Regions from separate parts of the Homo sapiens genome. Here all the other regions are linked to region 2. Evidence: chromatin loops called from intact Hi-C (ENCODE). Cell type or tissue: Calu3. All regions are shown on one strand. Region 1 holds the start of LOC107985862 (a long non-coding RNA gene). Region 2 overlaps LOC107985862 (a long non-coding RNA gene). Region 3 has its middle 33 kb from the start of LINC01946.

Region 1 (8,000 bases), 55 kb after region 2:
ACAGTTCAATGAGAACAAATATGTGTTTAGTCTGTCTTTCTGATCAACATTTTGAAAAGTTTTTCATGTGGGAAAAGAGAAAAGAGTGGTAAGACAAAGGGTATATGAGGGCATGACACCAAATATATATAATTAGAAAGATGGAGAAGGCACAAGAAAGAGACACTAGGGCAAAAGACTAATTTTCCCTGTTTTAAAGGTGGAAGATGATACAAAAAGACTTATGGTATGATTCCACTTATATGAGGTACTTATAGTAGTCAAAACCATAGAGACAAAAAGTAGAATGGTGATTGCCAGGGGTTAAGGGGAGAATGGAATGGGGAGTTAGTGTTTAATGGAAATGCTTTCAGTTTTGCAAGATGAAAGAGTTCTGGTGATAGATGGTGGTGATGACTGCATAACAATATGGATGTATTTACCACCATACGTATACAAGCTTTAAAATGGTGTAGTCAATTATATGTTCTCAGAACCACAATTAAAACATCTCTGTGGCCCCTAATATGATGAAATTGGTCACCACATTAATCAATATTTTCAACTTTGCAAAGCACACCAAGAGACATTTTTCTGGTAATCTATTAAAGCTTAACACTGATTTTCAATGAACACCATTAAAATCCAGAGCTCATCAGGGTTTCAATGATTTTCTAGTACAACATGTAGTAAGCATTTAATGTTTCATTTGCTAATGCCACTTTTCTTTCCATAGACTCAAATTTTTCATTAGCTCACATTTTTTAAAGGATCTTCATTCAATTTTTTGTTACCACTTTCTCTCACCTCCACTGTTTTCCTAGTTTTCTGAACTTAAATCTATAAAACATAATGTAAGTTTTGTATTTAAAACTCTAAAATGCATTCAATAAAATGGAAAATTTCTTCAAGCAATAAGGAAAACAATTACAGGTGACTGAGAAAATTTCCTTATATCACACATAGTTTTCGGTGATCTATTCTAAAATTTAATCTTAAACTAGCTTAGTTTTTAATTGACTTTCTCCTCAACACTCTTGTCAATGTTTCCCAAACTTATCTAATGACACAGATCACTTGGGGTGCTTTTTTAAAATGTGAACTCCCAAAACCCTCCCTGGGGATTCTGATTTAGTAAGTCAAGGGTGGAACCCAGGAATCTGTAACTGCCTATGTATGGCAGGTGATTCTACATTAAGCTAAGTTTCCTGCACATAAAACGGAGGAAAACAGCAGATACAGCTTTTTCCAATTCTCCCACTCCTGGGATTTGCCATCATTTCCTATGTAACCATAACCATACTAGGATTTCTCTCTCACCCCCTCTCTTTTTCCCCCAGACTTTGGTACTTGTTCTCAGTCTTGCTATTCAAAACGTAGTCCTTGAGGAGGCAGAGCAAGATAGTCAAATAGAATCCTCCAGCAATTGCCCATCCCCTCCCGAGGAACAACAGACTGAGCAACTATCCTTGCAAGAAAGCACCTTCATACGAACCCAAAGTTCAGTTGAGTGATACTATGATCTGGTTTTAACATAATAACAAAGATAGTGTATCTGGTTTTAACATAGTAACAAAGAAAGAGGCATTGAAGAGGGTAGGAAGGACAGTCTTGCAGTGCCTACCCCACCCCTCCCACAACCCCAGGCAACACAGCACAAAGGGATAACCTGAGCACCTGGGGAAGGGAGAGCAAATTATGTGTGGGATTCTTCACTGGAATTCAGTACCACCCTATCACAGTGGAATACAATACCAGGCAGAGTTCTGCCAGTGCCCACAGAGGGAGCATTTAGACAAGCCCTGGGCCAGAGGGGAATTTCCCACCCCAGCAGAAGGAACTCTAATCCTGGCCAGCTTCAGCACCAGCTGACTAAAGTGGCCTGGGGACCCAAATAAATTTGAATGGCAGTCAGGCCACAGCGATTAAGATCATAGTCCTTGGGCAAGCCCTGGTGCTGCACTGGTCACAGAGGCAGTGGACTTGGGGTGCAACCCCATGCAACACCATCTGCAGTGACCACAGGAGTGCCTGCATCACTTCTCCCTAACTCCAGGCAGTGCAGTGCAGTGCAGTGCAGTGCAGTGCAGTGCAGTGCAGGGAGAAATTCCTTCCGCTTGGGAGAAGGAGAGGAAATAGTACAGAGGACTTTGTTTTGCAACCTGAGGATCAGCTCAGCCTAGTAAAATAAAGCAACAGGCAGATTCCTAAAGCTCCCAGTTCCAAGCCTTTGTTCCTGGGTGGTGTTTCTAGACCAATCTGCTGACCTGGTGGGATGGACCCTGTCCCAGCAGGATTCACCAACTATGCCCTTTTACCTAAAGTGCCCTTCTTTGGTCTTGAATAAACAGCAGCAGCAGGCAGGCAGGAAGTAGTGGCTGTGGGTCTTGGGCAAGTCCCAGTACTGTGTTCATCTGGAAGGTCATAAGTTTCAGGTGTGACCCAATCAGTGCCAGCTGTGGTGGCCATGGGAGTGCCCACGTCACCCCTCCCCAACTCCAGTTCAGTGCAGAGACTGACTGTATTAGTCCATTTTCACACTGCTAATAAAGACATACCCAAGGACGGGGCTATTTACAAAAGAAAGAGGTTTAATGGACTCACAGTTCCACTTGGCTGGGGAGACCTCACAACCGTGGCAGAAGGCTAAAGGCACTTCTCACGTGGCGGCAGACAAGAGAAGAGAATGAGAGCCAAGGAAAAGGGGTTTCCCCTTATAAAACCATCAGATCACATGAGATTTATTCACTACCATGAGATCAGTATGGGGGAAACTGCCACCATGATTCAATTATCTCTCACTGGGTCCCTCCCACAACATGAGAGAATTATGGGAGCTACAATTCAAGATGAGATTTCGGTGGGAACACAGGGCCAAACCATATCACCAACTCCTTCTCCTTGAAGGAAAGTGAAAGAGAAGAGCAACAGACTTCACCTGGAACCTGGAGAAGTCTCCCTTATCTTCCCCAAATCCACCAAGTACACCAAGGCTGTGTATCTAGGAGTCTGCAAAAATCACAGTGTTCCTCAGTTTAGGGTGCCCTCTAGTGCTAAAACAGCTTCAATGACCACAGGCTTTGGTAACAACACTCAATCCCCATTGAATTCTGGGAAAGCCCTCTCAAGGACAGGTACAAACAAGGCCAGACTGCAAAGACTGGGATAAATACCTAACTTCAATGCTCAGACATCAACAATCATCAAGAAAATCTAGGGAAACGTGACCTTATCAAACAGACTAAATAAGGCACCAGTGACCAATCCTGGAGTGACAAAGATACCTTTCAGTCAGGGAATTCAAAAGAGCTATCTTGAGGAAGTTCAACGAACTTTAAGGTAACACAAAGGAGGTATTCATCAGAATTCTATCACATAAATTTGTCATAGAGATTGAAATAATTTTTAAAAATCAAACAGAAATTCTGGAGCCAAAAAATTCAACTGACCAACTGAAAAATGCATCAGAGTCTCAACAGAAGAATTGATCAAGCAGAAGAAAGGATTAGTGAGCTCAAAGACAGACTATATGAAAATACAGTCATAGGAGAAAAAAAGAATTTAAAAAATTAAGTAAGCCTACAAAATCTAGAAAATAGCCTCAAAAGGGCAAATCAAAAGTTTTTGGTCTAGAGAAAGAGATCTGAGTAGAAAGTTTATTTAAAGAAACAATAAGATATGAATATCCAGATACAAGAAGGTCAAAGAACACCAAGAAAATTCAACCCACTTAGGACTACATCAAGATATACCATAATCAAACTCTCAAAGATCAAGGACAAAGGGGGGATCCTAAAAGCAGCAAGAGAAAAGCAAATAACATATGAAGGAGCTCCAATATGTCTGGCAGCAGACTTCTCAGAGGAAACCTTACAGGCCAGAAGGGAATGGAATAACATGCTCAAAGTGATGAAGAAAAAAAATCCCTTGACCTAGAATATTATATCTAGCAAAGTTATCTTTTAAACATGAAGGGGAAATAATAACTTTCCCAGACAAATAGAAGCTGAGGGATTTAAACCAACTTTAGACCTGTTTTACAAGAAATGCTAAAGGGAGTTCTTCAATCTGAAAGAAAAGAATGCTAACAAGCAGCAATAAATCATCTGAAGGTATAAAACTCACTGTAAAAGTAAGTACAAATAGAGAATACTCCAACACTGTAATTGCAGTGTATAAACCACTCATATCTTTAGTATGAAGACTAAAAGACAAACCTATCAAAAACAATAACTACAACAATTTGTTAAGAAATAGACAATATAAAAAATATAAACTGAGACTACAAAAAGTCAAAACACAGGAGGGATACAGATTAAATGTAGAGTTTTTTATTTTCTCTTTGATTGCTCTTTTTTCTTTTAATTGTGATCAGAGTTAAAGCTATCATCAGTTTACAATAATTGATTAAAAGGTGTTATTTGCAAGCCTCATGGTAATCACAAAGCAAAAACCTATAATAGAAACATAAAAATAAAAAGCCAGAAATTAAAACATACTACCAGAGAAAAATTACTCAAACACCAAGGAAGACAAGAAGAAGGGAAGAAATGACTAACATTACAACCAAGAAACAAGTAACAAAACAGCAGTAGTATGTCTTTACCTAACAATAATATTGAACGTAAATGGACCAAATTATCCAATCAAGACATAGAGTGGCTGAATGAATTTAACAAAAAAAACAAGACCTTACACAGTGGTGCACACCTGTAGTCCCAGCACTTTGGGAGGCCAAGGTGAAAGAACCACTTGAGACCAGGAGTTTGAAACCTGGGCAACATAGTAAGACACTGCCTCCCCCAAAAAAAAAAAAAAAAAAAAAAAAAAAAAAAATATATATATATATATATATATATATATATATATATATATATATAAAATATGGAAGCTCCAAATATATATATTATATATATATTTATAGATACAAGATCCAACTATATGCTGCCTACAAGGAACCAACTTCACCTATGAAGACACAAACAGACTGAAAATGAAGGGATGGAAAAAAATATTCCATGCAAAAAGAAACCCAAAACAAGCAGGAGTAGCTATATTTATATCAGATAAAACTAGATTTCAGGACAAAAGCGATAAAAAGAAAGTCATTATATAATAACAAAAGGGGCCAATTCAGCAAGAAAATATAACAATTGTAAATATTTAATGCACACAACACTGAAGCACCCATATGTCTAAAGCAAATTTTACTAGAGCTAAAGAGATAGGTCCAAATACAATAAGAGTTGGGGACTTCAACATCCCACTTTCAGTGTTGGACAGATCATCTGGACAGAAAATGAGCAAAGAAACATCAGACCTAATCTGCACTACAGACTAAATGGACCTAATAGGCATTTATATTATAGAACATTTTTTTCCAACAGCTGCACAATACACATTCTTCTCCTTGGCACATGGAACATTCTCAATGCTAGATCACAAAACAAGTCTCAAAAAATTTCTTCAAAAATTGTAATCATTTCAAGTATCTTCTCTGACCACAATGGAATAAAATTAGAACTCAATAATGCGAGGAATTTTGGAAATAATACAAATACAGGAAAATTAAACAATATGCTTCTAAATGATCATTGGGTCAATGGAGAAATTAAGAAGAAAATTTAAAAATTTCTTGAAACAAAATGAAAATGGAAACACAATATACCAAAACCTATAGGATACAGCAAAAGCAATACTAAAAGGGAAGATATAGCAATTAAAGCCAATATCAAAAAAAGTAAAGATTTAAACAACCCAACAATCCATCTTAAAGATCTAAAAAACCAAAAGCAAACCAAACCAAAAATTAGTAGAAGAAAGGAAATAATAAAGATCAGAACCGAAATAAATGCAATTAAGACTTAAAAAAATACAAAGAATCAATGAATCATAACACTGGCTTTTTGAAACACAAACAAAATTGAAAAACAACTAGCCAGACTAAGAAAGAAGACTCAAATAAATAAAATCAGAGACAAAAAAGGAGAAATTACAACTGATACCACAGAAATTTAAAGGTTCTTTAGAGACTATTATGAGAAACCATATGCCAATAAATTAGAAACTTAAAAGAAATGAATAAATTCCTAGACACATACAACATACCAAGACTGAACCATGAAGACATGCAAACCTGAATAAACGAGTAACAAGGGGGAAGCAGTAATAAAAAGTTTCCCAGCAAAAAAAAAGCTTAAAATCTGGTGCCTTTACTGCTGAATTCCACCAAATATTTACAGAAGAAATAATACCAAAAGTATTATACCACAGCATACAGAATAAGACAAAATACTTGCAAACTATTCAACTGACAAGGGATTATTAACCAGAATATATAAGGAGCTCAAACAACTCCACAGGAAAAAAAAATCTAATAATTCAGTTTTTAAATGGGCAAAAATCTGATAGGCATTTCTCAAAAAACACATACAAATGGCAAGCAGACGTATGAAAAAATGTTCAACATCATTAATCATCAGAGAAATACAAATCAAAACCACAATGAGATATCATCTCACCCCAGTTAAAATGGCTTTTGTCAAAAAGATCAAAAAATAACCAACCCAAATGTCCAACAATGACAGACTGGATTAAGAAAATGTGGCACATATACACCATGGAATACTATGCAGCCATAAAAAAGGATGAGTTCATGTCCTTTGTAGGGACATGGATGAAGCTGAAAACCATCATTCTCAGCAAACTATTGCAAGGACAAAAAACCAAACACCACATGTTCTCACTCACAGGTGGGAACTGAACAATGAGAACACTTGGACACAGGAAGGGGAACATCACACACCGGGGCCTGTTGTGGGGTGGTGGGAGGCGGGAGGGATAGCATTAGGAGATATACCTAATGTAAATGATGAGTTAATGGGTGCAGCACACCAACATGGCACATGTATACATATGTAACAAGCCTGCACGTTGTGCACATGTACCCTAAAACTTAAAGTATAATAAAAAAGTAAATAAATAAATAAAAAGATCAAAGAATAATAAGAATAATGAATCCTGGCAAGGATGTAGGAAAAGGAGAATGCTCCTGCATTGTTGATGGGAATTTAAGTTACTAGAGCCACTGTGGAGAACAGTATTGAGGTTCCTCAAAAAACTAAAAATAGAACTACCACATGATGCAGTAATCCCACTGCTGAGTATATATCTAAAAGAAAGGAAATCAGCATATTGAAGAGATATCTGTACTCCCATGTTTATTGCAGCACTCCTCACACTAGCCAAGATATGGAATCAACCTAATGTCCATCAACAGATGAATGGATAAAGAAGATGTGGTACATATACCCAGTGGAATATTATCAGCCATAAAAAAGAATACAATCCTGTCATCTGCAGCAAGATGGATGCAACTTGGAGGACATTATGTTAAGTGAAATAAACCAGGCACATAAATATTGCATGTTCTTGCTCATATTTGGCAGCTATAAAAATTGATATCATGGAGATAGAGAGTAGAATGATGGCTACCAGAGGCTGAGAAGGGTAGTGTGGGGAGGAATAGGTAGGGATACGTTAATGGGTGCAAAAATATAGTTAGTTAGAAGGAATAAGATCTAATGCTCAGTAGCACAATAGCATGACTATAGTTAACAATAATTTACTGTATATTTAAGAATTACTAAAAAAGTGGAATTGGAATGTTCCCAACACAAAAAAATGATAAATGTTTAAGGTGATGGATATCTCAATTACCTTGATTTGTTCATTACATATTGTATGCTTAAATCAAAATATCACATGTACCCCCATAAATATGTAAAACAATTATATATCCATAAAAATGTTCAAATAAAACAAAACGGGGACAATATTTTAAGCCATGTCGTCCTCAGACCAGCAGCATCAGCATCACGTGGGAGCTTGCTAGAAATGCAGAATCTCAAGTCTCACCTCAGACCTTCAGAATCCTCACTTTAACAAAATCCCCAGGTAATGTGTGTGTACATTAAAGATTGAAAAGCATTGAGAGAGAAGTGTTTCCTAAACTTTTTGGT
Region 2 (8,000 bases):
GATACTGGCTTCATAGAATGGTTTAGAGATGATTCATTCTTTCTCAATTTTTTGGAATAGTTTCAGTAGGATTCATACCAATTCTTCTCTGGATGTCCGGCAGAATTCAGTTGTGAATCCATTTTGTCCTGGGCTTTTGTTGTTGTTGTTGTTGTTGTTGTTGTTGCTGCTGCTGCTGCTGCTGCTGCTGTTGTTGGCAATTTTTCTTTTATTACTAGTTCAATCTCACTGCTTGTTATTGGTGTGTTCATGCTTTCTATTTCTTCCTAATTTAATGTAGGAGGGTTGCATGTTTCCAAGAATTTATTTCCTCTAGTTTCCTAGTTTGTGTGCATAGAAGTGTTCATAGTAGTCTTAAATGATTTTTTGTATATGTGTGGTTTTCGTTGTAATGTCTCCAGTTTCACTTCTAATTGAGCTTATTTGAATCTTCTCCCTTCTTGGTTAACATAGCTAATGATCTATCAATTTTGTTTATCTTTTCAAAGAACCAACTTTTTGTTTCATTGATCTTTTGTATTTTTTGTTTCAAATTAATTTAGTTTTGTTCTGATCTTTGTTATTTCTTTTCTTCTGCCAGCTTTGGCTTTAGTTTGTTCTAGTTTCTCTAGTTCCTTGAGAAGTGACATTATATTGTCAGTTTGTGATCTTTCAGGCTTTCCAATGTAGGCATTTAGCCCTATAAACTTTCCTTTTTGCACTGTTTTTGCTGTATCCCAGAGGTTTTGATAACTTAGGTTGCTATTATCATTCGTTTCAAGGAATATTTTAAATTTCCATCTTTGTTTCATTGTTAACCCCAAAATTATTCAGGAGCAGGTTGTTTAATTTTTATGTATTTATATAGTTTTGAGTATTTCTTTTGGAGTTGATTTCTAGTTTTATTCCACTGTGGTCTGAGAAAATACTTAATATGATTCTGATTTTCTTAATTTATTGAGACTTGTTTTGTGGCCTATCACATGACCAATCTTGGAGAACATTCCATGTGGTGAAGAGAAGAATGTATATTCTTCAGTTGTTGGGTAAAATGTTCTGTAAATATCTGTTAGGTCCATTCGTTCTAGAGTGTAGTTTAATTCCACTGTTTCTTTGTTGCCTTTCTGTCTTGATGATCTGTTTAATGCTGTCAGTGGAGTGTTGAAGTCCCCCACTATTATTATGTTGCTGTTATCTCATTTCTTAGGTCTAGCGTAATTGTTTTACTAATCTGGGAGCTCCAATGTTAGGTGCATATAAATTTAGGATAGTAATATCTTCTTGTGGGATTGATCCTTTTAGCATTATTTAATGACCTTCTTTGTCTTTTTTTACCTTTGTTCCTTTAAAGTCTGTTTTATCTGATATAATAATAGCTACTCATGCTCACTTTTGGTTTCCATTTGCATGGAATATCTTTTCCCACCCATTTACCTTGAGTTTATATGAATTCTTATATGTTAGGTGAGTCTCTTGAAGGCAGCAGATATTAGGTTTGCAATTTTTTTTTTATCCATGCAACCAATCAGTATCTTTTAAGTGGAGTATTCAGGCCATTTACAATCAATATTAATATTGAGATGTGAGGTACTGTTCCAGTCATCATGTTAGTTGTTACCCACTTTGTTTTACTCATTGTGTTACTGTTTTATAGCTCCTGTGAGTTTTATGCTTTCAAGAGATTTTATTCTGGTGCATACTGAGCTTTTGTTTCAAGATTTGAAACTTCTTTTAGCATTTCTTGTAGGGCTTCTCTGATAGTGACAAATTTACTCAGCATTTGTTTGTCTGAAAATGACTTTATTTCTCCTTCATTTATGAAAATTAGTTTTGCTGAATACAAAATTCTTGGCTGACAGTTGCTCTGTTTAAGAAAGCTAAAGATAAATTAAAATCCCTTCTGGCTTGTAAGTTTTTACTGAGAAGTAGAAACTTAGCTTTTGCTTTATTGGTTGTCTGATGCTTTGGTCTCACTACTCTTAGAATTCTTTCCTTCGTGTTGACTTTAGATAGCTTGGTGACTATATGGTGATGTCCTTTTTACAATGAATCTCCCAGGAGTTCTTTGAGCTGCTTGCATTTTCATATCTAAATCTCTAGCAAGGCCAGTGAGATTTTCCTCATTTATTCCCTCAAATAAGTTTTCCAAACCATTTGCTTTTTCTTCTCCCTCAGAAACACCAATTTTTCTTAGGTTTGGTCATTTTACATAATCCCATATTTTTTGGAGAATTTGTTTATTTCTTTTGATTCATTTTTTCTTTATTTTTGTCTGATTGGGTTAATTCTAAAGCCTTGCTTCAAGTTCTGAAATTCTTTCTTCTTCTTGTTCTAGTCTGTTGTTAAAACTTTCCACTACATTTTGTAATTCCCTAAATGTGGTTTTCATTTCAAGAAGTTCTGACTGGCTTTTCTTTAAAATATCTCTTTAGAAAAATTTTATTCATGTCCTGAATTGTTTTTTTAATTTTTTATGTTGGTTTTCAGCTTTCTCTGGTATCTCTTTGAGTGGCTTAATAATCAACCTTTTGAATACTTTGTCTAGTATTTCAAAGTTGTCACCTTGGTTTGGATCCATTGCTGGAGAGCTAGTATGATCTTTTAGGGGTGTTATAGAACCCTGCTTTGTCATATTATCAGAATTACTTTTCTGGCTCCTTCTCATTTGGGTTTACTATTTCTTCTAATTATTCTTGAATTTACTTTTGGTTTGACTGTGTTTTTTTAAATTAAATTTTCCCTCTTAAGGATGTGACTTTAATGCATGTAGTTTATTGTAGCCTAATTCAGCTCTTGGTGCTTTCAAGGGTGAAGACGCTGTATGAGTTCCTCGGCTATAAGGAATCTTCATATGATGGTTTTGTCAGATGCTTGTTATAGTAGCAATATCCTTGGTATGTGAGAAACTTCACAATCCCCTATGGGATTGAAATGGCAGCGGTCTCTTGAAGCTTATCTCATTCTTCCATGGTGTGCACTTATTTATTTATTTTTCCCCAGTATTTTATTTACTGGGTTGAACAGTTCATACTTCAGGCCAGTAGGGGAGGTGTTCCTTGGTAGAAACCAGTTGTGGCTAAAGCAGGTGAATAAACGCAATACACAATGGTGGGCAGAGATCCCAGCCTCAACAGAGGGGCCAGGGAAGCTCTCAGTTAAATTCACTGAGATCTTATTGATGGGGAGGATGGAAGCCACCTCAGCTTCCCTGCCAGGCCAGCAGGAAAGCAATCTACCTCCCAGGCACACTCTTGACCCAGAGTTCTGGCTATTCAGACCAGACAGGCACCTATTTTCATCTGCAGAAATGTTGATGTTCCAAGTAGAGAGGAATTGTGACCCTATCTCCCATGCAAGCCTGAACCTGAAGAGTGCTCCTCCTGTGTGAATGCAGTCACCTTAAAGTGTTCCAGAAAGGCTGTCTATATGTGCACCCATCCTGAGTGCCCATGGGAGAACCCTCAGCTATGTCTGCAGTGGTGGATGGGGGAAAAATAAGTCCCCTTCTCCAAGATTCTTCAGGAGTACCAGGACTGCCTGACTGTTGGAGTAGAGCTGCAGACTTTCCCCACTGAGCCCAGCACTACAACTGTGCCTCTGCTGAAAGGAACTTCCCACCAATGGAAAGATTTAGGACTCAAGGCCTTCCATCCAGATTCTTTTGTCCCACAGGGTGTTCCCTTGATGTGGCGCACTCCCCCTTCCCTTAGGAGTAGGAGTCCCTGAGAACCAGATTACTGTGAATGCTGCTGCTCCTCTGGGTCTAGCTGTTTGGTGGGGCTGCCACACTCCAGGCTGGTGCTGGGGAATGTCTGCAAGGGATTCAGTAATGTGATCTGTCCTCAAGTCTCCCAGCAGTAGGTACCAGCACCAGCTCTCATGGGGGTGGCAGGGCAGTGATGTAGACTCTGTGAGGTTCCTTGGTTATAAATAGCCTTATATTGTTGGTTTTCTTAAATGCTGGTTGCAGTAGCAATGTACTGGTCACATGGACAGACTTGGGACCTCCTGGTTAGCCAGAGTGGTAAAGACAGTGGTGATAGCTGAGGTTAATTGTTAGCTGACCTCTGGCCAGGAGGTGGCCCTTGTAAAATAGCACCAGCTGTGGTAGTAGCAGTGGGATTTATGCTTGCCTTATGTTACCCAGGAGTGGCACTCTGGTTTTTCAGGCGATAGGTGGGGCTATAAAGCCACCAAACAGTTCTGTCCTTTGTGTTAAGCTATCAGGGCGAGTGCAGAGGCAAAGCCAGATGGGGGCTGGGTCAGGCAGGTCTGCGCTCTGGCTGTCCACATTCAGGGCAAGCAGTGGTCCCTGTAGGGGCCAGGGGGTGGTTCTCTGGCCACTGGGGTAATGTTCCAGGGAGAAGCTTGGCTGCCTCAGCTGCACAGAAGAGTTCTCTCAGGAAACGGGGGTAGCAGGTGCCAGTAAGCCCCACCCTGCTCCCATGCACTTGGCAAGGCAGTTCTCATACCTGCAGTGTTCTGCTAGCAGCAACTAGGTAAGTTTCAGGCAGTCTACACTCAAAACTCAAAACTGCCCCAGGCCATATGCCTTCACAGGGGAGACAACAACCTTGGTTTTCAGGCCATTCCCCTCCCAGTTTGCTCAAAAAGCCAGGGTATCCAGCTCCTCCAGACATGGCTGCAGCACACTTCCCACTCTCCCCCACATTCTGGCCTCTCTCCCCCACAATTCTGGCAAGAGGAGTTCATCATCACTCGAGATTATATTGCAAATTTCAGTTGGGAGTTTCTCTCAAACTACAACCACTGCCTGCGTTAGCTAGCAGACTTCCATAAAATCTCCTGTGAGGTAGAATCAGAAATGGCTTCCCTTAGTCTGCACTGGAGACTGGGAATGCACACAATGCTCTTCCTGCTGCTGCTCCTTATATATTTTTCACCACTCCCTAAATCAGTTCCAGCCCTCAGTAGGGTTAAGGCCCTCCCTCAGGACTTGGATTGTCAGATTCCCTGGTAGGGATCTGTATCTTGGAGGCAGTCTTTCACCCTCTAACACTCTGGGGACTTACAGATTTTTGCCTGGCTCACAGAGTAGGCTGTAGTCTGCTACTTCTTTCAAAGGGTCTGTGGTTTCCTTCAGTTTTTTTGTTAAATTCCTGCATTGCTTCTTGGAAAAAAAGTTCATAGTGTGAATCTCTACACACTATTTTGTCTTTCCAAGTCAGAGAGGCATGCTAACACTGCCTCCAATCCACCATCTTCCAATCTAGTTTTTTTAAATCTTTATCAAAGTAGGTCACAAGATGCATGGGGGCAGAAATATCTAGAAAACTTCTTGTAGCATCAAGAAAGGATCTGGGTGGAGGCAAAGAATTTGGGGACAATCTGGTAGAAAATAGCTTGAAATTGATAGGTTGAAAAAGCTTGAGCTCAGGTGAATTCTAGGCCCAGCTCTACCACTCTTAGGCAAACTCCTTACTTTCTCTGTGCCTATCTTCATCTGTAAAATAAGAGGGTGGGCTAGAATTCCTGTATTCTCAGTTATACCCTGTAGTGAATCTGTGTATAGTACAATGAGGTTCAAAACTTAATATCATATACTACAAAGCTATAGCAACAAAAACAGCATGTTACTGGCATGAAAGCAGACACATAGACCAATGAAACAGTAAGAGAAGCCAGAAATATATCCACACGTTTACAGTCAACTGATTTTTAACAAAAGTGCCAAAGATATACAATGGGAAAATGACAGTCTCTTCAATAAATGGTGTTGGGAAATCTGGATATCCACATGCAGAAGAATGAAATTAGACCCTTATCTTTTACCATATGCAAAAATTAACCCAAAATGGATTAAAGACTTAAATTTAAAATCCAAAACTATAAAACTGCTAGAAGGAAACATAGGAGAAAACCTTCATGGCATCTGTCGGAGCAATGATTTTTTTGGATATGACCTCAAAACCATAGGCACAAAAGCAAAAATAGACAAATGGGATTACATCAAACTAAAAAGTTTATGCATGGTGAAGGAAGTAATCTACAGAGTAAAGAGACAACCTATAGAATGGGAGAAAATATTTGAAAACTATACATATAACAAGGGCTTAATATCTAAAATATATAAGGAACTCAAACAACTCAATAGCAAGAAAACAAATAACCCAATCTTAAAAATGGTTAAAGGACCTTAATATACTCAAAAGAAGACATTAATCAAAAGAAGACATACAAACGGCCAATAGGTATATGAAAAAAATGCTCAATATAACTAATTATCAAAGAACTGCAAAGCAAAACAACGAGATATCACCTCACACCTGTTAGAATGACTTATCAAAAAGACAAAATGTAAGTGTTGGTGAACACATGGAGAAAAGGGAACCCTAACACACTGTTGGTGGGGGATGTAAATTACTACAACCATTACAGAAAACAGTATGGAGTTTTATCAAAAAACTAAAAATAGAACTACTATCTCATTTAGCTATCCCACTACAGGGAATAGATCCAAAAGAAATAAAATTCATATGTCAAAATGATATCTTTTTTATATATATACTTTAAGTTCTTAGGTACATTTGCACAATGTGCAGGTTTGCTATGTAGGTATACATGTGCCATGTTGGTTTGCCACACCCATCAACTCATCATTTACATTAGGTATTTCTCCTAATGTTATCCCTCCCCCATCCCCCATCCCCCAACAGGCCCCAGTGTGTGATGTTCCCCACCCTGTGTCCATCTGTTCTCGTTGTTCAACTCCCAACTATCAGTGAGAACATGTGGTGTTTGGTTTTCTGTCCTTCGGATAGTTTGCTTAGAATGATGATTTTCAGCTTCATCCATGTCCCTGCAAAGGACATGAACTCATCTTTTCTACGGCTGCATAGTATTCCATGGTATATACGTGCCACATTTTCTTTATCCAGTCTATCATTGATGGACATTTGGGTTGGTTCCAAGTCTTTGCTATTGTGAATACTGTCGCAATAAACATACGTGTGCATGAGTGTTTATAGTAGCAAGATTTATAATCCTTTGGGTATATACCCAGTAACGGAATTACTGGGTCAAATGCTATTTCTAGTTCTAGATCCTTGATGAATCACCACACTGTCTTCCACAATGGTTGAACTAATTTACACTCCCATCAAAAGTGTAAAAGCATTCCTATTTCTCCACATCTTCTCCAGCATCTGTTGTTTCCTGACTTTTTAATGATCGCCATTCTAACTGGTGTGAGATAGTATCATATTGTGGTTTTGATTTGCATTTCTCTGATGACCAATGATGATAAGCATTTTTTCATATGTCTGTTGGCTGCATAAATGTCTTCTTTTGAGAAGGGTCTGTTCATATCCTTTGCCCACTTTTTGATGGAGTTATTTTTTTCTTGTAAATCTGTTTAAGTTCTTTGTAGATTCTGGATATTATCCCTTTGTCAGATGGGTAGATTGCAAAAATTTTCTCCCATTCTGTTGGTTGCCTGTTCACTCTGATAATAGTTTCTTTTCCTGTGCAGAAGCTCTTTGGTTTAATTAGATCCCATTTGTCAATTTTGGCTTTTGTTGCCATTGCTTTTGGTGTTTCAGTCATGAAGTCTTTGCCCATGCCTATGTCATGAATTGTATTGCCTAGGTTTTCTTCTAAGGTTTTTATGGTCTTAGATCTGACATTTAACTCTTTAATCCACCTTGAGTTAATTTTTGTATACAGTGTGAGGAAGGGATCCAGTTTCAGCTTTCTACATATGGCTAGCCAGTTTTCCCGGCACCATTTATTAAATAAGGAATCCTTTCCCCATTTCTTGTTTTTATCAGGTTTGTCAAAGATCAGATGGTTGTAGATGTGTGGTGTTATTTCGGAGGCCTCTGTTCTGTTCCATTGGTCTATATATCTGTTTTGGTACCAGTACCATGATGTTTTGGTTACTGTAGCCTTGTAGTATAGTTTGAGGTCAGGTAGTGTGATGCCTCCAACTTTATTCTTTTTGCTTAGGATTGTCTTTGCTAAGCGGGCTCTTTTCTTGTTCCATATGAACTTTAAAGTAG
Region 3 (8,000 bases), 160 kb after region 2:
AATTATATTGTTTATTGGCACATTTAGGATAATTTAGTGTCTAATTACCTTTAAGAAAAAGACAATGAGAGCCTGGGGAACATAGTGAGATCCTGTCTCTGCAAAAAAATAAAAAAATTAGCCAGGCATGGTGTCACACACCTATAGTCCCAGCTACTGAAGAGGCTGAAGTAGGAGAGAGAGAGAGAGAGAGAGAGAGAGAGGGAGGGAGGGAGGGAGAGAGAGAGAGAACAATGCGGCAATGAGGACAGAGAGGTTAAGTAACATGTTCCAGGTCACACAGGAATTGGCAGAATATTGACCAGGACCAGGGTCTCATCACTCCATATCCACCCACAATGCCAGCCACCCGATAAACCAGTAGCTTTCATATCTTTTAAAACCACGACTCAGAGTAAGAAACATATTTTACATTAGAACATAGTGCACGCGTGCACACACACACACACACACACACACACATATCCCTCACTACACATGTGCGTATAAATAGGGTGTATGTATATGTGTATAGAAAGTGCCTTATAAATTATAAGCTCTTTACATGTGGTAGCTCATTTAATCCTCACAATATCCTGTAAGGTTATTAATATCTCGATTTTACAAATGAGTAACTTGAAGCACTTAGTGACTTGTCCAAAGACAAGTAACCAGACCAGGATTTGAATACAGGCCCTGTGGCTCCAGAACCCATGCCCTTAGTCACTTCATACACTGTCTCTCATGTTTTGCATATGGACTAATATGTTTATGTATATACATGTGTGTGTATTGATGCATAAAATACTTTACTTTGTGTGGTGCACTCTATTTTCTATTTTATTGCACTTTTCAAAATTTACTGCAAACCACTAATTTTATATATAACCCATATTTTTAAAACACTTGAAAAACACTGCTATACTAACCAGGATAGATTTCCTTTTTAGATTTTCTTTTTAGAAAAGAAGGATGCAAAGTTTAAAGACAGCTATAAATTGGTTATTAACTAAAAGGAAGAAAGCTCCAAGTTTCTGTCTCATAGGAAGACAGTTGTCTATCACTTCAGAGAAAAGATGGAGAAATTATTCTTGTATAGTATTAGTAATATCTCTGCAACTCAGACATGGAAAAACCATTCTCTAAACCTCAAGTTCACCATAATAGTGCAGCTATCACATTTATTATTCATTTGAAGTTATTTTTGAAGTTTTTTTTTTTATTATACTTTAAGTTCTAAGATACATGTGCAAAACGTGCAGGTTTGTTACATAGGTATACATGTGCCATGGTGGTTTGTGGCACCCATCAACCCATCATCTACATTAGGTATTTCTCCTAATGCTATCCCTCCCCTTGTCCCCCATGCCCTGACAGACCCCCGTGTGTGATGTTTCCCTCCCTGTGTCCATGTGTTCTCATTGTTCAAGTCCCACTTGTGAGTAAGAACATGTGGTGTTTGGTTTTCTGTTCTTGTTTTAGTTTGCTGAGAATGATGGTTTCCACCTTCATCCATGTCCCTGCAAAGGACATGAACTCATTCTTCTTTATGGCGGTGTAGTATTCCATGGTGTATAAGTGCCACATTTTCTTTATCCAGTCTATCATTGATGGGCATTTGGGTTGGTTCCAAGTCTTTGCTATTGTGGATAGTGCTCCAATAAACATATATGGGCATGTGTCTTTATAGTAGCATGATATATAGTCCTTCGGATATATACCCAGTAATGGGATTGCTGGGTCAAATGCTATTTCTAGTTCTAGATCCTTGAGGAATCTCCACACTGTCTTCCACAATGGTTGAACTAATTTACACTCCCACCAACAGTGTAAAAGCGTTCCTATTTCTCCACATCCTCTCCAGCATCTGTTAGTTTCCTGAGTTTTTAATGATCGCCGTTCTAACTGGCATGAGATGGTATCTCATTGTGGTTTTCATTTGCATTTCTCTAATGACCAGTGATGATGAGCTTTTTTTCATGTTTGTGGGCAACATAAATGTCTTCTTTTGAAAAGTGTCTGTTCATATCCTTCACCCACTTTTTGATGGAGTTGTTTTCTTCTTGTAAATTTGTTTAAGCTCCTTGTAGATACCGGATATTAGCCCTTTGTCAGATGGGTAGATTGCAAACTTTATTATGTAAATTTTATAATCTACATGATAGAATTTATATCAGTCTGATTTAGCCCATGATTACACTATAAACTCACTGAATAGATTCTACTGGTATAGACATCTTTTTATGTTATGGTGTCTACATCATCATTTATATCTACTACTGCCACTAACATTAGCAATAATAGTTATTATAGTTATTATAGTAGTTATATTATACAATTATATTATAATAGTTATTATTATACACATGTATGTATATCTATCTCTACATGTATGAAGGTAAGTCTTAGTTGCCTATAAAGGTCTGGTTTTGTCCTTGCCCAAGAGATTTTCATAAGTGCAACCCAAAAATAGACCATGCAAGTTAACACTATCTTTCTGATACTCTCAGTAGGCATTTATAGAGCTGCGTCTAAAGGTTGAATATCCTTTATCTGAAATGTTTGGGACCAGACATGTTTCAAATTTTGAATTTCTTTCAGATTATGGAATATTTGCATAGACATAATGAGATATCCTGGGGATGGGATCCAAGACTAAACATAAAATTCATTCATGTTTTATATATACCTAATACATATAACCTGAAGGTAATTTTATATAATATTCTTAATAATTTTGTGCATGAAACAAAGTTTAGACTGCTTTTTGACTGTGACCTGTCACATGAGGTCTGGTGTGGAATTTCCTACTTGTGGTGTCACGTCTTTGCTCAAACACTTTTCAGATTTTGGAGCATTTCAATTTTTGGATTAAGGATTGTCAACTTTACTATTGCTTATGTCACTGAAGTAAAACTTTAAAATTGTTAAAACTCCCCTTTCAATTTCTTGAGTCGGCCTGCAATCAAACCTTTGTAATTAAACCCTCAAAGAACCTGTTGAAATTATTCCAGACTAGTTATTCTAAACCAGTTTTTACTCTCCTTTTCAAATGTCTAGTACATAATGGATTCTCAATGAATGTGATAGAGATATAACAGTTTAGTTCACATGCAAAATCATGAGAAAACCTATGAAAAACTTAAGGTCTATACCCAAAGAATGCTATATCAAGTATTATCCCACTCACACCAAATATTCAGCTATTAAATGATTGATAGTCTGTGTTAAGGAAGTTTAGAGGCTTTTTTTCATATTCACTCTAAGATTATCACTGTATACTATGAAATACATAGGATTGGCTGGGCACAGTGGTTCACGCCTGTAATCTCAGCACTTTGGGAGGTCAAGGCGGGTGGATCACTTGAGGCCAGGAGTTCAAGACTAGCCTGGCCAACATGATGAAACCCTGTCTCTACTAAAAAAAAAAATAGAAAAATTAGCTGGGCATGGTGGCATACAACTGTAATCCTAGCTACTTGGGAGGCTGTGACACGAGAATTCCTTGAATCTGGGAGGCAGAGGTTACAGTGAGCCAAGATCGCACCACTACACTCCATCCTAGGCTATAGAGACTCTGTCTCAAAAAAAAAAAAAAAAAAAAAAAAAGAAAGAAAAAAGAAATACATAGGATTGTGTTACTACACTGTGGATTAATCCCATTTTGGGATTGGGTCATAACCAGTATTTAAACAAGCTCAATCAGTTCATTCTAAGTTTCATTTAAGAGCAAATTATCTTTTCAAAAAATTGAGGCTTCAGAGCAACTCAAGAATTCTGGGAAAAATCTTCCTCTCTCTACCTGTGTTGTTTGCCAACTGTACAGAATAATAATATTTTACATTTTAGTAAGCCGCTTTTCAAAATACACATTTTTCAGAAGTCATTCTGATGACCGTATGGAGTAGGTAAAACAAATATTATCATCATCTACACAGCTAATAAGTAGTAAAGACAGGATTCAAACACAATTCTTCCTAGAAAATGACTCCAAGACTTAGATTATAGATATGAGAAAAATGCTGGCATCCTAGACAAAGGTGAGATTAGTCTTAATTTCCATGCTGAGTCTATGGAGATGGCTGTAGACCAGTGGGGTAGGCAGCTCTTATTTTTAATAGATTGCGAGCTTTAAAAGATCATCAGTGTATGCTGTCCTAAGCCAGCACATTGTTATATCCTTTTGCAGTTTTAGAATTCTGACTTTCCCAGATCTGCTTAAGTATCTTTCTATTCTAAGCCAGTTCAACTTGGACACCTTCTAAATAAAATCAGAGTAGGCATTTTGTGCACTTCACGATTTGAAGCACAACGCTGACACCTAGTGTATTCACTGATTTTCTTTTCCTTTCCTCCCTCCCCCTTTTTTTTTTTTTTTTTTTTTTTTTTTTTTTTTTTGAGACAGAGTTTCACTTTTGTTGCCCAGGCTGGAGTGCAATGGTGCAATCTTGGCTCATCGCAACCTCCACCTCCCGGGTTCAAGCAATTCTCCTGCCTCAGCCTCCTGAGTAGCTGGGATTACAGGCATGCGCCACCACGCCCAGCTAACTTTGTATTTTTGGTAGAGATGAGGTTTTTCCATGTTGGTCAGGCCAGTCTTGAACTCCTGACCTCAGGTGATCCACCCACCTCGGCCTCCCAAAAAGTCGGTATTACAGGCATGAGCCACCACACCCAGCCCCCTTTTTCTTTAAAGAATGGCTATTATAGTTTAATAATAGTAAAAATTTATTGAAAACTTAACAGGTTAGCATGTTAAGTATCATGCTAAGCACTTTAAATGTATCATCTCATTTACCTTCTTCAACTATGAACAATGTTTTATCATCATCTCTACTTCACAAACAAGGGAAAAGAAGCTTAAAAAGTTAAGTCAAATTTTATTACTGCAAAAGATGGAATTCAAATCCAGATCAGCTTGACTCTGGAGCCGAAGCTCTGAATCACTATTTGTAAAGGAATCAAGTAGGACTGTGTTATGAAATAGGTTAGTTTATTTCTATTCACTTGGAGGACATTTGCACACACTTCCTTCAAGACTGAAGGTAAGCATTCAGGTAGAAAAGATGACAAATCTGCCCAGGTGCAGTGGCTCACGCCTGTAATCCCAGCACTTTGGGAGGCCAAGGCAGGTGGATCATTTGAGGTCAGGAGTTCAAGACCAGCCTGGCCAACATGGTGAAATGCCATCTGTACTAAAAATACAAAAATTAGCCGGGTGTAGCTGTGGACGCCTGTAATCCCAGCTACTCAGGAGGCTGAGGCAGGAGACTCACTTAAACCCAGGAGGTGGAGATTGCGGTGAGCCAAGATCATGCCACTGCACTCCAGCCTGGACGACAGGTAAGACTCTGTCCAGAAAAAAAAAACAAAGAAAAAACCAAAGAAAGAAAACCTAACAAATCTCATGTCTGCAGCTTTAAACCATGTGTCCTCTTGATTTTGTCTCTTTCTACGGCAGGATGTTAGCCCTAGAGTTATCCAATCCAAGTCCTTTACCCTCTCATTCTCCCTTTGAAGGCAGAGAGCAATCTCACTGAGTCTTCCAGGTCTGTTCCGGTAACGTCTTGGTATTTTAAAAAGAACTGTTATCCTGTGAGCAATATATATTATAGTGTAGTTCTTCATGTGGTGAGCCTACCTTTCCTCAAATTATCTATTAGCGCTTCTAGACTAAATGCTCCAAGAAAGCACAGCTTGTGCTTTTTTTTTTTTTTTTTTTTTTTTTTTTTGAGACAGAGTCTTGCTCTGTCGCCCAGGCTGGAGTGCAGTGGCGCGATCTCAGCTCACTGCAAGCTCCGCCTCCCGGGTTCACACCGTTCTCCTGCCTCAGCCTCCCAAGTAGCTGGGACTACAGGCACCTGCCACCACGCCTGGCTATTTTTTTTTTTTTTGTATTTTTAGTAAACAGGGTTTCACTGCGTTAGCCAGGATGGTCTTGATCTCCTGACCTCGTGATCCATCCGCCTCGGCCTCCCACAGTGCTGGGATTACAGGCGTGAGCCACTGTGCCTGGCCGCCTTTCCCATTTTTGAAGACAAAACGCATGGCATATAGTGGGTACTCAATAATGTGTTAAATACACTAATTAAAGACTGAGAGTCTGTATTAGTTTTCTAAAGTTATTTTCTTTGCATCTTTTACTTAGAATATAAGTGTGAGTTCAGTTGCTTAATGCCTAGTGCCAAGACAACTATGGTTGTTGAGTTCACTCCCCAAGTGGGCTTCTCAGATTCTCTGTGTGAAAAAAAAAAAAAAAAAAATGATCCCCTGATAGTATCTCCACTGTCTCCATCAAAGGGTTTTGTTTGTTTTTTTCTTTGAGACACCACCTCTGTCATCCAGGCTGGAGTGCAGTGGTATGATCTGGGCTCACTGCAACCTCCACCTCCTAGGCTCAAGCAATCCTCCCACCTCAGCCTCCTGAGTAGCTAGGACCACAGGCACGCGCCACCACGTCCAGATAATTTTTGTATTTTTAGTAGAGATGGGGTTTTGCCATGTTGGCCAGGCTGGTCTTGAACTCCTGAGCTCAAGCGATCCACCCGCCTCAGCTTCCCAAAGTGCTGGGACTGCAGGTGTGAGCCACCATGCCCGGCCCCAAGGGCTCTTTTAAGAGAGACATTTCCCTTTATTCTTCTTCTACGCCCTCACGGTGCCACTGTTTTATAATCTGATGTTAAAATCTATCAACTGCAGTGGGAATAAAACAGTTAAGATAGAAATAATACATAAAAGAGGTAACAAATGCAGTTCATGCTTTTTAGTTCACTTGACAAAGCATGACTCAGCTGCTTTGAGGGATTCCTATTTAATTTTCTTGGGTCAGCTTGTAATTAAACCTTAAAAGAACCTGTCAAGGCCAAGCACAGTGGCTCATGCCTGTAATCCCAGCATTTTGGGAGGCCGGGGCAGACGGATCACTTGAGGTCAGGAGTTCCAGATCAGCCTGGCCAACACGGTGAAACCCCGTCTCTTCTAAAAATACAAAAATTAGCCAGGTGTGGTGGTGCACGCCTGTAATCCCAGGCATGAGAATCACTTGAACCCCAGTAGTGGAGGTTGCAGTGAGTCAAGATCTCACCACTGCACTCCAGGCTAGGTGACACAGCAAGGCTCAGTCTCAAAAAAAAAAAAAAAAAAAAAAAGAACTTGTCAAAACTATTCTAGACTAGTTTTTTTTTTTTTTTTTTGAGATAGAGTCTTGCTCTGTCGCCCAGGCTGGAGTGCAGTGGCACAATCTCAGCTCACTGCAACCTCTGCCTCCTGGGTTCAAATGATTCTCCTGCCTCAGCCTCCCGAGTAGCTGGCACTACAGGTGCCCGCCACCATGCCTGGCTAATTTTTTATACTTTTAGTAGAGACGGGATTTCACCATGTTAGCCAGGATGGTCTCAATGTCCTGATCTCATGATCTGCCTGCCTCGGCCTCCCAAAGCGTTGGGATTACAGGTGTGAGCCACCGCACCCGGCTGACTAGTTCTTCTAGACTAGTTTTTACTCCCCATTTCCACTGGGTAGTATATATTGGATTCTCAATGAATGTGAACTTAATATTACAGAAAACAAAAGCTAACATTGATCAAATATTTGCCATAAGCAACTTCTTAGCTTAGCACAGCAGACACAACTCATTTCACAATACAAAAATAAAACTGTTATTATTGTTTCAATTTTACAGATTATGAGACAGACTTGGAGAAATTAGGTAACTCCTCCAAGTTAGGCTCCAGGTTAATATCTGACTCTACAACCAACACTCTTCACAACTATGAATCCCAAGTCCAAAAATAAACTTTTACCCCTTTTGGTTGAGAGAAGCCAAGAGTCACGGCTGGACTACAGTTTGAAACTGTTCTCAAGACCCACTTGAAACTGGATTCAGGTAGTGTTGCCCTTTCAGCCTCAAAAATCTCTCTTCTCTATGCTAGATGCAGGGCGTCCTACAGTCCCTCTCCTGGGAATCTCTGTAATAAATTAATTCAAACGAAAATGTATGTGGTTAATGCTGTGTTTGCTTG

Evidence for each region. A loop is a pair of places that touch in the nucleus more often than their neighbours do. Peaks named below come from ENCODE experiments on the same cell type or tissue, not always from the same donor. Only the 100,000 strongest peaks of a DNase experiment are listed, where the experiment ranks them.
Region 1: a loop joins it to region 2, with 2.2 times the contacts of the local background. A loop is called at or near these places in 4 of 110 quality-filtered maps.
Region 3: it touches region 2 in a loop (12-fold over the local background); 8 of 110 quality-filtered maps call a loop at or near these places.

What each region holds. Positions count from the first base shown.
Region 1 is chr2:31,726,852-31,734,851 of GRCh38, forward strand. LOC107985862 (a long non-coding RNA gene) reads right to left here and starts at 2,436. Exons shown (of 6, transcript XR_001739388.1): 1 at 2,298-2,436. In Calu3, a CTCF peak has its summit at 3,047 (motif pointing left); no DNase peak of the experiment used is centred here.
Region 2 is chr2:31,671,607-31,679,606 of GRCh38, forward strand. All of the region lies in intron 3 of LOC107985862 (a long non-coding RNA gene), which reads right to left. Among named protein-coding and RNA genes, the nearest start is that of SRD5A2, 95 kb to the left of the region's middle. RefSeq lists an enhancer at 3,994-4,288. In Calu3, a CTCF peak has its summit at 4,178; a DNase peak (open chromatin) is centred at 4,185.
Region 3 is chr2:31,833,194-31,841,193 of GRCh38, forward strand. No RefSeq gene overlaps it. Among named protein-coding and RNA genes, the nearest start is that of LINC01946, 33 kb to the left of the region's middle. In Calu3, no CTCF peak of the experiment used is centred here; a DNase peak (open chromatin) is centred at 4,298.